Linked DNA regions of Homo sapiens: region 1 is linked to region 2. A link is a contact called in ENCODE Hi-C or POLR2A ChIA-PET data. All regions are on one chromosome and are shown on one strand. The core of a region is the stretch at or near the end of the contact, and the rest is flanking DNA. Distances in the headings are between cores, read along the strand shown. Region 1 has its middle 31 kb from the start of CTPS1. Region 2 has its middle 53 kb from the start of CITED4.

Region 1 (5,970 bases), core at 1,045-3,544, 34 kb before region 2:
GGCAACAAAGGGAGACTCCATCCCTATTTGAAAAAAGACATCGTCTTCCAAACAAGCTGCCTTAAATAATTAATCTTCATTTATTTCCTACTATTATGAATCTATCTATCTATATATATATAGCTCCTATCAGAGTTTTTGATTAGCATGAGATGTTCAGACTCCCTATTCTGCATTAATCATTATAGCAACTACCATTTGCAGAGGGCTGACTCTGGGCCAGCCTACGTGCCAAGTGCTTTACATGTGCTAGCTCATTCAATCGCCACTAGAAACCTCTGAGTGGGGTCTTATCACTCCCATTTTACTTAGGAGGAAACTGACACCCAAAAGAGACTCAGTCACTTGCTCAAAGGCACATCACTGACTGTGGTCTAACCCTGGCCTATCTTCCTGTAGAGTGGACTTGATTCAAACGTTTCCCTGTTCCTTGGGAGTGATGGAGTTCCAGCCTGAAAGAAAGATACCTGGCCCATCAGCACATACAGTTTCATCCTGAGCAAATGCTTACGCATTCTTGTTATGCATTTAGAAGTCCTAATATAGCTCATGGTACCCATTCTATCTTGAGAGTTCCCTAGGGTTCTGGGACTCCGGGTGAGAATCACTAAGCTAGTCCAGCCTTTTATCTCTCCCCCTGCCATACTCAATATACAGATAAGAACGTGGAAGCCCAAGGAGGGGCAGTGAAGTCGAGGCAGCCTTCCAGGAACCCCCTCAAAGGATCCCCTCATGTCATAAAACTAGAAAAGACCTTCCTCAGCCAGGCACAGTGGCTCACGCCTGTAATTCCAGCACTTTGGGAGACCAAGACGAGAGGATTGCTTGAGCTCAGGAGTTGAAGACCAGCCTGAGCAACATAGTGAGACCCTGTTTCTACAAAAGATTTTTTTCTTTTCTTTTCTTTTTTTTTTAAATTTCCAACATTTATTTTAAGTTCAGGGATACAGGTGCAGCATGTGCAGGTTTGTTACATAGGTAAACGTGTGCCATGGTGGTTTCCTGCACAGATCATCCCATCACTCAGGTATTAAGTCCAGCATCCATTAGCTTTTCTTCCTGATGCTCTCCCTTCTCCCACCTCCCACCCTCCGACAGGTCCTAGTGTGTGTTGTTGCCCCCCCATATGTGTCCATGTGTTAACATAATGCAGTTCCCACTTGTAAGTGAGAACATGCAGTATTTGGTTTGCTGTTTCTGCATTAGTTTGCTGAGGATAATGGCTTTGAGCTCCATCCATGTCCCTGCAAAGGACATGATCTCTCTTTTTTTTTTTTTTTTTTTTTGAGATGCAGTCTCACTTTGTCGCCCAGGCTGGAGTGCAGTGGCGCGATCTCAGCTCACTGCAACCTCTGCCTCCCAGGTTCAAGTGATTCTCCTGCCTCAGCCTCCCGAGTAGCTGGGATTACAGGTGCCCACCACTACGCCCAGCTAATTGTTTGTATTTTTAGTAGTGACGGGGTTTCACCATATTGGGTAGGCTGGTCTTGAACTCCTGATCTCATGATTCGCCTGCCTCGGCCTCCCAAAGTGCTGGGAGTAAGTGCAGACATGAGCCACCATGCCCAGCTGATCTCATTCTTTTTTATGGCTGCATAGTATTCCATGGTTCTACAAAATATTTTTTAAAAATTAGCTGGGTGTGGCAGCACACACCTGTAGTTCTAGCTACTTGGGAGGCTGGGGCAGGAGGATAGCTTGAACCCAGGAGGTAGAGGCTGCTATGAGCCGTGATTGCACTGGTACACTCCAGCCTAGGTGACAGAGCAATACCCTGTCTCAAAAAAAAAAAAGAAAAGAAAAGAAAAGAAAAGAAAAAATAAAATAAAATAAATTAAAGGAAAGAGCTCCTTGGTCCTTGCGTCATTTTCCCTATCTCCTCCCTTTGCCCTCCCTCCTTACCTCACTCCCTGGCTTCCTTCCTTCTCAAGCTTCTAGTGAGCCCCTGCTCTGTGCCAGGCCCCTGGTGCTGGGGACACAGGGACAAACAAGTACTTCTTGCCATTCTTTCCATTTCTTGTGGGCTGTAGCACAGTGCCGCACATGCTATGTTATTAAGTTATCTCCACCACAAATGCCGTTTCCACCAGATGTCATTAGTGGCAACATGATCTACAGTCTCACTCACTGGCATTGCAGGATAGAATACAGCATAGCCCGCACCCACCTCCCCACCCCTCCAACCCTACCTACCTCTGCCCTTCTTCCTAAAAAGGGCAGATGCCATTTCCATTAGCCCTGTAGGGGGCACTGTCTGCCTCCTCCCTTTTTAAAAAAGGACCAGCTGGTAGACAGACTTCGTGTATCTGCCTTTTCTCCTTCATGCTTTCCTGCCATTCATGACTCATTGCTAATCAATTTTCTCTCTTCCTTGTGCCAGTTTTATAGCCAGGCTTCGCCATCTGCCTGGTGGGCGAGTTGTGTTAGTCTGTGTTTGTGTTAATAAATTAGTTCGAGTAATATTATCTGTGCTGGCTGCTAGGAATACAGACAACAGTTAGCCCTGGTGTCTGCCCTAGGGAAGCTCACAGTATGGGGTGGGAAGGGGAGGCTGCTATTCCCGCACTCTGCGAAAGGGCTGCTGGATAGGGTAGCTTTACTGTTAAGGGTGGGACTGCACTGTATTTAGGGCATGTTTACTATGCCCCAGTGAGCCCTGGGCAACACAAGGGCCCCTTTGGCTCTCTTGGCTCTGAAAAGGAAGCCAGGAGTCTTGGTGGGAAACCTCTAATAGCCGGGGGAGGGAAACGCTGTCCGGGAGAAAACCCTATTTGTTAGCAGTCTGGGAGTCATCTGTCCTTCCAGGCCGACTTTTAGTAACCATAACATCAGTTAAAATAATTTTTTTTTTTTTTTTGACACGAAGACTTGCTCTACTGCCCAGGCTGGAGTGCAGTGGTGGGAGCTCGGTCCACTGCAACTTCTGCCTCCCGGGTTCAAGCAATTCTGCTTCAGCCTCCCGAGTAGCTGGGATTACAGGTGTGCGCAACCATGCCTAGCTAATTTTTGTATTTTTAGTAGAAATGGGGTTTCACCATGTTGGCCAGACTGGTCTCAAACTCCTGACCTCAAGTGATCCATCTGCCTTGACCTTAAAATAATTTTTAATAAAGATGATTTTTAACATTGTTACAAAAGTAGTAATGTGCTCAATGAAAAAAATTTCAGTGATAGAGAAATAAAATGAATTTCAATCTTTGCCTTCAATCTGTCTCACTGTTAACACTTTAGTATGTTAATTTCCAGGTATACATAATAGATATTATAATCATATAGCTACATATGTGTATGTGTTTTTATAATCAAATATATGTGGAAAGAGCTAGAGAGATTATTGTCTTTCTTTTTTATTTTTTTATTTTTTGAGACGGAGTTTCACTCTTGTCTCCCAGGCTGGACTCCAATGACGTGATCTCGGCTCACTGCAACCTCCGTCTCCCTGGTTCAAGCCATTCTCATGCCTCAGCCTCCCGACTAGCTGGGATTACAGGCACGTGCCACCATGCGCAGCTAATTTTTGTATTTTTAATAGAGACGGGGTTTTGCCATGTTGGCCAGGCTGGTCTTAGAACTCGTGACCTCAGGTAATCCACCCACCTTGGCCTCCCAAAGTGCTGGGATTACAGGCATGAGCCATTGCGCCTGGCCAAGAGATCATTTTCAAAATATAAATAAAAATATAATAAAATATTAGGCCGGTCGTGGTGGCTCACACCTGTAATCCCAGCACTTTGGGAGGCTGAGGAGGGTGGATCACCTGAGGTCAGGAGTTTGAGACCAGCCTAGCCAACATGGTGAAACTCCGTCAAACCCTGTCTCTACTAAAATTACAAAATATTAGCTGGGTGTGATGACACGCGCCTGTAATCCCAGCTACTTGGGAGCCTGAGGCATGAGAATTGCTTGAACCCAGGAGATGGAGGTTGCAGTGAGCTGAGATCGCACCCCTACACTCCACCCTGAAGGTTAGAGCAAGACTCTGTCTCAAAAAAAAAGTATATATATATATATATCTATATATAATATTAAACATATAAAAATACCTGTTATAACATGTTATCTATATAATAATATATCTTATAGATATACAATATACCTGTTATTCAAATTGCTTTGTCTTCCAAACGGAGAACTAATTTCCATGTTGGCAGGTGTAGATGGATCTCCCTCATTCTTTTTATCAGCTGTATAGTATGGACACACCATGAGGTACCCAATTCTCTGGTGATACTCATGCAATTCCTGTCTTTTGTTATTATAAACAATGCTGCAAAGAACCACTATATATTTCTCTTTGCTCACTTTTGCCATTATTTCAATAAAATAAATTCTCAAAGGTGGAATGGATTTGATCAAAGGGCACATAAATATAAAGTTCTGATGAAATAGATGAATTTCTTTCCAAAAATAATATTGCAATTTGCATTTGCCCCAGGAGTGATGAGATACCAACTGACACGCTCCCCAACACTGGGTGCCTTTTAATTTTTGCAGTCTGATACATGAAATATATTATCCCATTGTTGTTTTCATTTGGATTTCTGTGGAGTCAAACATCTCTTCCTGAGTTGATTGGCCATTTGAATGTCATCTTCTATAAAGTGTATTTTCCCATGTCGTTTGTCTATTTTTCTTTTCTTTTCTTTTTTTGAGACAGAGTCTCACTCTGTTGTCCAGGCTGGAGTGCAGTGGTGTGATCTTGGCTTACTGCAACTTCCTCCTCCCAGGGTCAAGTGATTCCCCTGCCTCAGCCTCCCAAGTAGCTGGGACTACAGGCACCCACCACCATGCCTGGCTAATTTTTGTATTTTTGGTAGAGACAGGGTTTTACCATGTTACCTAGGCTGGTCTTAAACTACTGACCTCAACTGAACCACCCGCCTAGGCCTCTGTAAGTGTTGGGATTACAGGTGTGAGCCACCACGCCTGATTATATTTTTCTTACTCATGGTTTTCTTCCTTCCTTTGTACTTTTTAAATATTTTAAAATAATTAATTAATTTTCTTTTTTTTGAGGCAGAGTCTCACCCTGTTGCCCAGGCTATAGTACAATGGCGTGATCTCGGCTCACTGCAACCTCCACCTCCCAGGTTCAAGTGATTCTCCTGCCTCACCCATCCAAGTAGCTGGGGTCACAGGTGTGTGCCACTACACTGGGCTCATTTTTTGTAACTTCAGTAGAGATGGGGTTTCACCATGTTGGCCAGGCTGGTCTCAAACTCCTGACCTTGTGATCTGCCCACCTTGGCCTCCCAAAGTGCTGGGATTACAAGCGTCAGCAACTGCACCCAGCCTGTACTTTTTTTTTTTAAGTTGATTTGTAGGAGGTCTTTGCATATCAGGTTATTAGCTCTCATCTGCCATGTGGAAAGCAAATCAGTATTTTTTATAATTTAGTGTTTGTCATTTGCCTTGCATATGTTTTTTCCCCCTACAGAAGTTTAAAAATATTTATGTAGTAAGATCTGTCCATCTTTTCCTTGATAACTTCTGGGATTTGTGTCATATTTTAGAAAGATTTTCTCCACTCCATGATTAGGAAAACATTCTCTGATATTTTCTTCTAGCATGTTTATGGTTTTGTTTTTTACCAATGCATACTTAATCCATCTGGAATTTATTTCAGTGCATGCAGTAAGTTAGAGATTCAGTTTGGTTTTTTTCCAGATGGCTCATCAACATGTAGTTTCCCCTTACATATGTGAAATGCCACCCTTATCATACACCAGATTTTCTTATGTGTTTAGGTCTATTTGTGAATTCAATTCCACTTTACTTCTTTGTCTTCAGTTTCTGAGCTAACACGCTTTAATTATCGTAACTTTGAACATGCTCATAATCTTTTCCAAACCTTTCTCACTATAATAGCAACAAATCTCCTGAGAAGCTGCACACCCTTTCTTTGGCTCTGTTAATGTCTCTACAATGAGGCCAAACAGTCTCCTCAAGGTGACTGTAAATCTTTCCGCC
Region 2 (6,845 bases), core at 3,154-5,653:
TGGTGGCGCACATCTGTAATCCCCGCTACTCAGGAGGCTGAGGCAGGAGAATCGTTTGAACCCGGGAGGCAGAGTTTGCAGTGAGCAGAGATCATGCGACTGCACTCCAGCCTGGGTGACAGAGTGAGACTCCATCTCAAACAAACAAACAAACAAACAAACAAACAAACAGGGAGGAGGCCTCCAGATGGCATGAAGTCTATCTTCACCTGCAGGCAGAGCTTCTAGGGCTCAGGATGGTGATTTTCTCACGATCACTTGACAAGTGTGTTATGGGGCCTAATTTACCTAGAGGAGCAGCAGCAGCTTGGATTCATTAGGAGCATTGATTGGATCAGGAATAAGAGACCTGAGCCCGCCAGGCCCAGTGGCCCACACGTGTAATCCAGTACTTTAGGAAAAGAAGACCTGAGTCCCAGCTCTGCAACCTCCCCCAACTCAGTTTCCTCATCTGAAAGAGGGAAATAATTATACCTTCACCACAAGTAAGAATTGTTGGGTGGGTCCAAAGAGGCTTTTGTGTGCAAAATGCTTTGGAAACTCTAGAGCCTCTGCATGTGTTAGGAAGGTGGAAAGATAGGCTCCATGGGAGGACTCTGCAGAGAGGGTGACAGCCTTGTCCAAGGCAGCGAGGTGGCCAAGTGGCAGAGTGTGTTCACACGGACATGACTCACGCTGAAAGCCCACTGCGTTGGGGGAACAGTCTCACCTTTAACCTGCTCAGCAAGATGGGCTGCCTCAGACCTTCACTTCTAGCCCCATCTCCTCTCTTTGCCCCAATCAGTCTCTGATCAATGTTCTTTCTTTCCTACACTGGCTATTTCAGACTGAGATTTCTTCAGGTTGCAAAGAAGCAGCAATAGCTCCCACTACTGAGAGCTCACTGTGCCAAGCAGTGAGGACATGAGCTCACTGAATCCCACAGCAACCTTAGGAGCTGGGCCCCATCACCATTCCCATCTTACAGAAGATGAAGCTGAGGTTGAGGGACACGAGTGGACTTGGCTGATGTCATCCGCTAGAGTGTGTCTGAGCCTGAAGTGAAAACACAGATCTGCAGACTCCAAGATCAACAAATGCAGCTCCTCCCCAACCCAAAAATTGCCTCTTTCTCCTTAACACCTCTTCTGAGTTGCTGCCACATACCCCAGGGAAAGAGGGTGGGCTGTCTCCTAGGTCAGCCTGTTTTACTGTTGGATGGCTTTTGTTTGTTTGTTTTGAGATAGAGTCTTGCTCTGTCACCCAGACTGGAGTGCAGTGGCGTGATCTCAGCTCACTGCAACCTCCACCTCCCAGGTTCACGCCATTCTCCTGCCTCAGCCTCCCAAATAGCTGGGACTGCAGGTGCCTGCCACTACACCCAGCTAATTTTTTGTATTTTTAGTAGAGATGAGGTTTCACCGTGTTAGCCAGGATGGTCTCGATCTCCTGACCTCGTGATCCGCCCACCTTGGCCTCCCGAAGTGCTAGGATTACAGGCATGAGCCACCGCACCTGGCCGGATGGCATTTTTTAAAATATTTTTTTAAAATGTACTTTTAAATTTTTTTTTTAGAGATGAGGGTCTCACTGTGTTGGCCAGGCTTGTCTCAAACTCCTGGCCTCAAGTGATCCTCCTACTTCGGCCTCCCAAAGTGCTGGGGTTACAGGTGTGAGCCACTGTGCCAGCTCTGGATGGCTTTGTTTTAACTCTTTCTTAGCTGGAGCCGAAGTTGGCCCCTAGAGAATAGACTTGGCTCGGGTTTGAGGCAGGACACAGGACGTACAAGGGGGCAGGAGGAGGGGAAGGGGTACAGCTCAGGCAGGGCCCATGGGAGTGCTGGGAGGGTGCGCTGAAGATGGCCAGGGTGACCTTTGGCTGTCCGGTTGCTACAGAAGCACTCTGCCCAGGTGGTATCCTCTTCTTCCTCCCTAGACAATGGGGCCCTTCTGGAAAGCCAAAAACGAGAGAGAAGGATGTGAGGTTGGACTCACCCATTCTGTCATATGTTACTATAATTCATGTTTGTGCCCCCCAAGTGGGCCCTGGCATCCTGGCAATGTCATGATACATCCTTGGCTCAGTCACCCTCCCAGGTGACTATTTCCTACCTTCTTTTCCCTCCTCCATCCTCCACCCTCCTGCCCAGCCTCCCTTGGCTCCCAGGTCTCTGTGAAAACAACAGCTAACAGCATTGGTCCCATGATCAACAACGGGACAAACAGGGAAATGCATTGACCTGGGGGCAGGCCCCCGGGTTCCCATCTGCTACAATCATTCAGGAGGACTGAGACCAATCACTTGGCTTCTAGAGGCCTCAACTTGATACTCTAGAACTAGGAACAGTCCCACCTCCCCTCCCAGGTTTTGGGAAGGGTTGGCTAGAGTAAAAGGCTTTATAATAATGGCGGCAATTGTTACTCTTGTTGACAAAGTGATGACTTTCTCTGATGCCACAGGAGACTTGCCCTGGGAAGACTAGGGGCCTCAGTGTTGGTGCAAGTTCAGTGGGATCCTCTGGCCAACCTAACCATCTCCCTCATCTCTTCCTAAAGCACTAACTCCAGAAATCAGTGTTCTTCCATGCCCCATGAGCAGAGCAGCTGGCTCAGATTCACTGTATGAATTGCTCATTAAAAGGTAGATTTCTAGGTCTTGACCCAAACTTGCAGAACCCAAATCTCAGGGCATGGCTCAGCAACCTGCCATGTGGGGCCTGCCGAGGGTGAGAACCACTGCCATAAAGCCTTTCCCACCACAGTCAGAGACAAGGAGTGGAGCCAAAGTCTGGCAGAAGGAATGAGGATTGAAACTCATATTCAGGTGTACATGACTATTCACTGATCCTTTACCCAGACAGGATCTTTTCTTCCCCCACACTACACCGATGTACCAGACAAAATCTTGTTGGGTTTGGTGAGGGCAGATGGAAAGGAGACAGAACCTGAGGAAACTAAGAAAAAATGAATCAGGAAGAGAAAAAAGGGGGTGGGAGGTGGTCATAGCCAAAGGCTCCTAGTCCTGAAGACTCAGGCAAGGATTTTCTTTCTTCATACTTTCTTGGCGCCTTTATGCCAGTCAACTTACCTGATCCTCATCATAACTTTAGAAGTAGAGGGAAGAGATTATTGTCCCTTTTTTTCTTTTCTTTCTTTTTCTTTTTTTTTTTTAATAGAGATGGGGTCTCTCTATTGACCAAGGGGGTCTCGAACTCCTGGCATCGAGCGGTCCTCCCATTTTAGCATCCCAAGGTGCTTGGATTACAGGCCTGAGCCATCGCGCTCGGCCCCCTTTTTTCAAGTGAGGAAACTGTGGCTGAGAAGCAAGCCAGCTGGCCTGCCCAAGAGCATTTGTTCATCAAATATTTGTGTGCATCTAATTGGGCACCAGTCCTGGGACACAGAACTGAATGAGGCCTGGCCCAAGGCTTAATCCAGGTCAGCCGACCAAAACCAAGAGCCTACTCCACCGCGGCACCCTGCTGCAGCCCAATGGTGTCGTGTCTATCCCTGCCAGTTCCCACTTGAGATGAGTTCATTCTCCAAGCTTGTCTCTTTAGCCATTCTCTTCTGCCTTCAAACCCTAGAGACTCTGTTTATGTTCAATGAAGTAGGGCAGGGGGTATGTTTATTAATGTCCAAAAAAAGGGCATAGAAAACGAATCTCCATGAGAGGGAAGCATTCTTTCTTTTTGTCTCCCACAGGCAAACCCAAGAAGAGTAGAAGCCAAGGCGCCTAAGGATGATCTTTGGTTTGGAGGGAGGGCTGATGGGCCTGAGGTAGGAGGAGCTGGGCGGTCCCTGCATCACTCTGCCCAGGAAGGAGGGGCAATGGGAAGGCATGATGAGAAAGTTGGGCAAAGGCAGGTTGAGGGGTAATAGGAGATGGGGGGTTGGCAGCCAAGAAGGAAATTCTGGGGCAGGAGGAGAAAACGGAGGTATCTAATCAACATTTTTACTAAGTTTTACTCTGCAGTGTGCAGTGTAACTCTGTCTTCCCTCTTCTGATGAAATCTTCAGTAAAACTTGCTTTATGGCCTTGAATTAACTGTCGGGGTGTGGGATAATGTGCTAGGCCCTCTGTTAGGATGGTTGTCGGTTGCCAACAGAGGATGTACCTGGGGCTTTCAAAACTGGTTTCCATCTCCAAATAATTTTAGAATGTTTCAGCATAGAGCAGAAACAGAAAGATCTTTTGTCTCGAAACACAATGAATAATGAAAGTTCCATGTGTCATATGAGGGATCCTCAAAAGTGATACTGCTTTTCCATAAGACCGGAGCTTTTTGGTGGCAGGTTATTTTTCCTCCTAGTTCTGTTTTTCCTGGCTCCCACCTCATCAGCAGAAGTGACTCTCTGTACCCTCTGCTTGCTCAGAGGACCACACCAGCCCAGGCCCTTCCAAATATCCGGATGCTCTGGCTCACCGCACACAAAGGAGCTTTGTGGGTTCCCAAGTGAATTAAGCATGAATGGGTGATGGGGATGAAGAAAAGCTTGGTGATTTGGTGTGCCAAGTCTTGCCAAGTCCCCATTCCAGATGTCGCTGTACCCCGGTGGGGTGATACAGCAGAAAGTCATTGTTATATGCTTCTGCACTGAAAAAGAATTCTCAAAGTAACTTTCACTCTTTCTTTCCTTCTTTCTTTCTTTCTTTCTTTCTTTCTTTCTTTCTTTCTTTTTTCTTTCTTTCTTTCTTTCTCTTTCTCTCTTTCTTTCTCTCTCTTTCTCTCTCTCTTTTCTTTTTTTTGAGACAGGGTCTCTGTCATTCAGGCTGGAGTGCAGTGGCACGATCTTGGCTCACTGCAACTCCTGCCTCTCTGGTTCAAGTGATTCTCATACCTCAGCCTCCTGAGTAGCTGGGATTACAGGTATGCGCCACCAATTTGTATGTACCCAGCTAATGTGCCCGGCTAATTTTTGTATGTTTTCAGTACAGATGGGGTTTCACCATGTTGGCCAGGCTGGTCTCAAACTCCTGGCTTCAAGTGATCCTCCTGCCTTTGCTTCCCAAAGTCCTGGGATTACAGGCATAAGCCACTGCGCCTGGCCTCAAAGTACTTAAAAATATTTCTTTCTTTCTTTTATTATTATTTTTTTTTTTGAGATGGAGTTTTGCTCTTTTTGCCAAGGCTGGAGCGCAGTGGTGCGATCTCGGCTCACTGCAACCTCCACCTCAAGTGATTCTTCTGCCTCAGCCTCCTGAGTAGCTGGGATTACAGGTGTCCGCCACCACACCCGGCTGATTTTTTTATTTTTAGTAGAGACGGGGTTTCACCATGTTAGCCAGGCTGGTCTCAAACTCCTGACCTCAAGTGATTCGCCCGCCTTGGCCTCCCAAAGTGTTGGGATTACAGGTGTTAGCCACCATGCCTGGCCAAAAAAATTGTTTTCATATACATATTTTTAATTGAGACAAGGTCTCTCTATGTTGCCCAGGCTGGTCTTGAACTCCTGGCCTCAAGTGATCCTCCTACCTTGGCCTCGAAAAGTGCTGGGATTACAAGTGTGAGCCACTGCTCCTGGCCTAAAATTGTTCTTATTGAAATTGAATTTAAAGTGTTGAGCAGGGACTGTGGCTCACACCTGTAATCCTAGTGCTTCCAGGGCCAAGGCAGGAGGATCACTTGAGGCTAGGTGTTCAAGACCTGGCTGGGCAACATAGAGAGATCTGTCTCTACAAAAAGCAAAAACATTAGTCGGGTCTGGTGGCACATTCCTGTAGTGCCAGCTACTTGGGAGGCTGAGTTGGGAGAATCACTTGAGCCCAGGGGGTTGAGGCTGCAGTGGGCTGTAGTCATGCCACTGCACTCCAGCCTGGGTGGCAGAGTGAGACCTGTCTCTATTTTATTCATTTATTTATTTTTTAAAAATAGAGACAGGGTTTCACCATGTCGCCCAGGCTGGTCTCAAACTCCTGGACTCAGGTGATCCACCTGCCTCGGCCTCCCAAAGTGTTGGGATGGGATTACAGGCATGAGCCACTGAGCCCAGCTGAGGGACCTGTCTCTAAATATAATACAATTTAAAAATAAATAAAAAGGCTGGGCGCGGTGGCTCACACCTGTAATCCCAGCACTTTGCCAGGACAAGGTGGGCGGATCACCTGAGGTCAGGAGTTCGAGACCAGCCTCACCAACATGGAGAAACACTGTCTCTACTAAAAAAATACAAAATTAGCCGGGCATGGTGGTGCATGCCTGTGTAATTCCAGCTACTCAGGAGGCTGAGGCAGGAGAATTGCTTGAACCCGGGAGGCAGAGGTTGCAGTGAGCCAAGATTGCACCATTGCACTCCAACCTGGACAACAAGAGCGAAGCTCCATCTCAAAAAACAAAATAAAATAAAATAAAATAAGAAATAATATAAAATAAAATAAAATAAAATAAAATAAAATAAAATAAACAAATGTGACTTGAGTACCCCCTGGTGAGACTGGCACAAAGTCCAAGATCATCCTTTGTGGGCAGTGCCTCTCCTCCCTCAACACTCTGACAATTTGGGTCATTCAAGAACAGCCAGAACTTCTAAAATCCAAGAGAAGTGAACCTGCTCTTTCACTCCCAAAATGGGGAAAAGAGTCTTAAAGCCCATGGGACAGTCATCTGATGCCACCTTCTCTGCCAGGGGGCATGGCTCTGGCTCTCCAGTGTGGCCCTCCTCACTCTGGTGAACTCTCCATCATGCTCTAAGCAGTGAGAGCCGGCGGGGCATCAGCCTGGGCACCACGCTGGGTCCTGGCTGGGACTCTTAGTGTCCCAGGACCCATACTGTGGGAGTGGGCCTCTCATTCCCACTTTGAAAGGTTTGGACAACTCCTCTTAAACAATAGATCCTGAGTTGCCCCTAAGCAGGGCCCAGAACTT

The links. Hi-C counts contacts between places; a loop is a spot of excess contacts on that map. ChIA-PET counts read pairs that join two places held with the same protein, here RNA polymerase II (POLR2A). Pooled maps may share reads with other maps.
Region 1: a pooled map shows a loop between it and region 2 (7-fold over the local background). The contact joins two enhancer-like sites. A Hi-C loop is called at or near these places in 4 of 168 maps with a recorded cell type or tissue (Calu3, HepG2, chondrocyte and 1 more) and 5 of 50 pooled maps. POLR2A ChIA-PET finds 5 or more read pairs at or near these places in 5 of 52 experiments (GM12878, HepG2, MCF 10A and 2 more).

Annotation. Positions count from the first base shown.
Region 1 is chr1:40,945,380-40,951,349 of GRCh38, reverse strand. No RefSeq gene overlaps it. Among named protein-coding and RNA genes, the nearest start is that of CTPS1, 31 kb to the left of the region's middle. Within about 2 kb of position 2,294, at least 8 of the 41 ENCODE cell types and tissues checked have a DNase peak (open chromatin) inside an H3K27ac peak, as active enhancers do.
Region 2 is chr1:40,912,314-40,919,158 of GRCh38, reverse strand. No RefSeq gene overlaps it. Among named protein-coding and RNA genes, the nearest start is that of CITED4, 53 kb to the right of the region's middle. Within about 2 kb of position 4,403, at least 2 of the 41 ENCODE cell types and tissues checked have a DNase peak (open chromatin) inside an H3K27ac peak, as active enhancers do.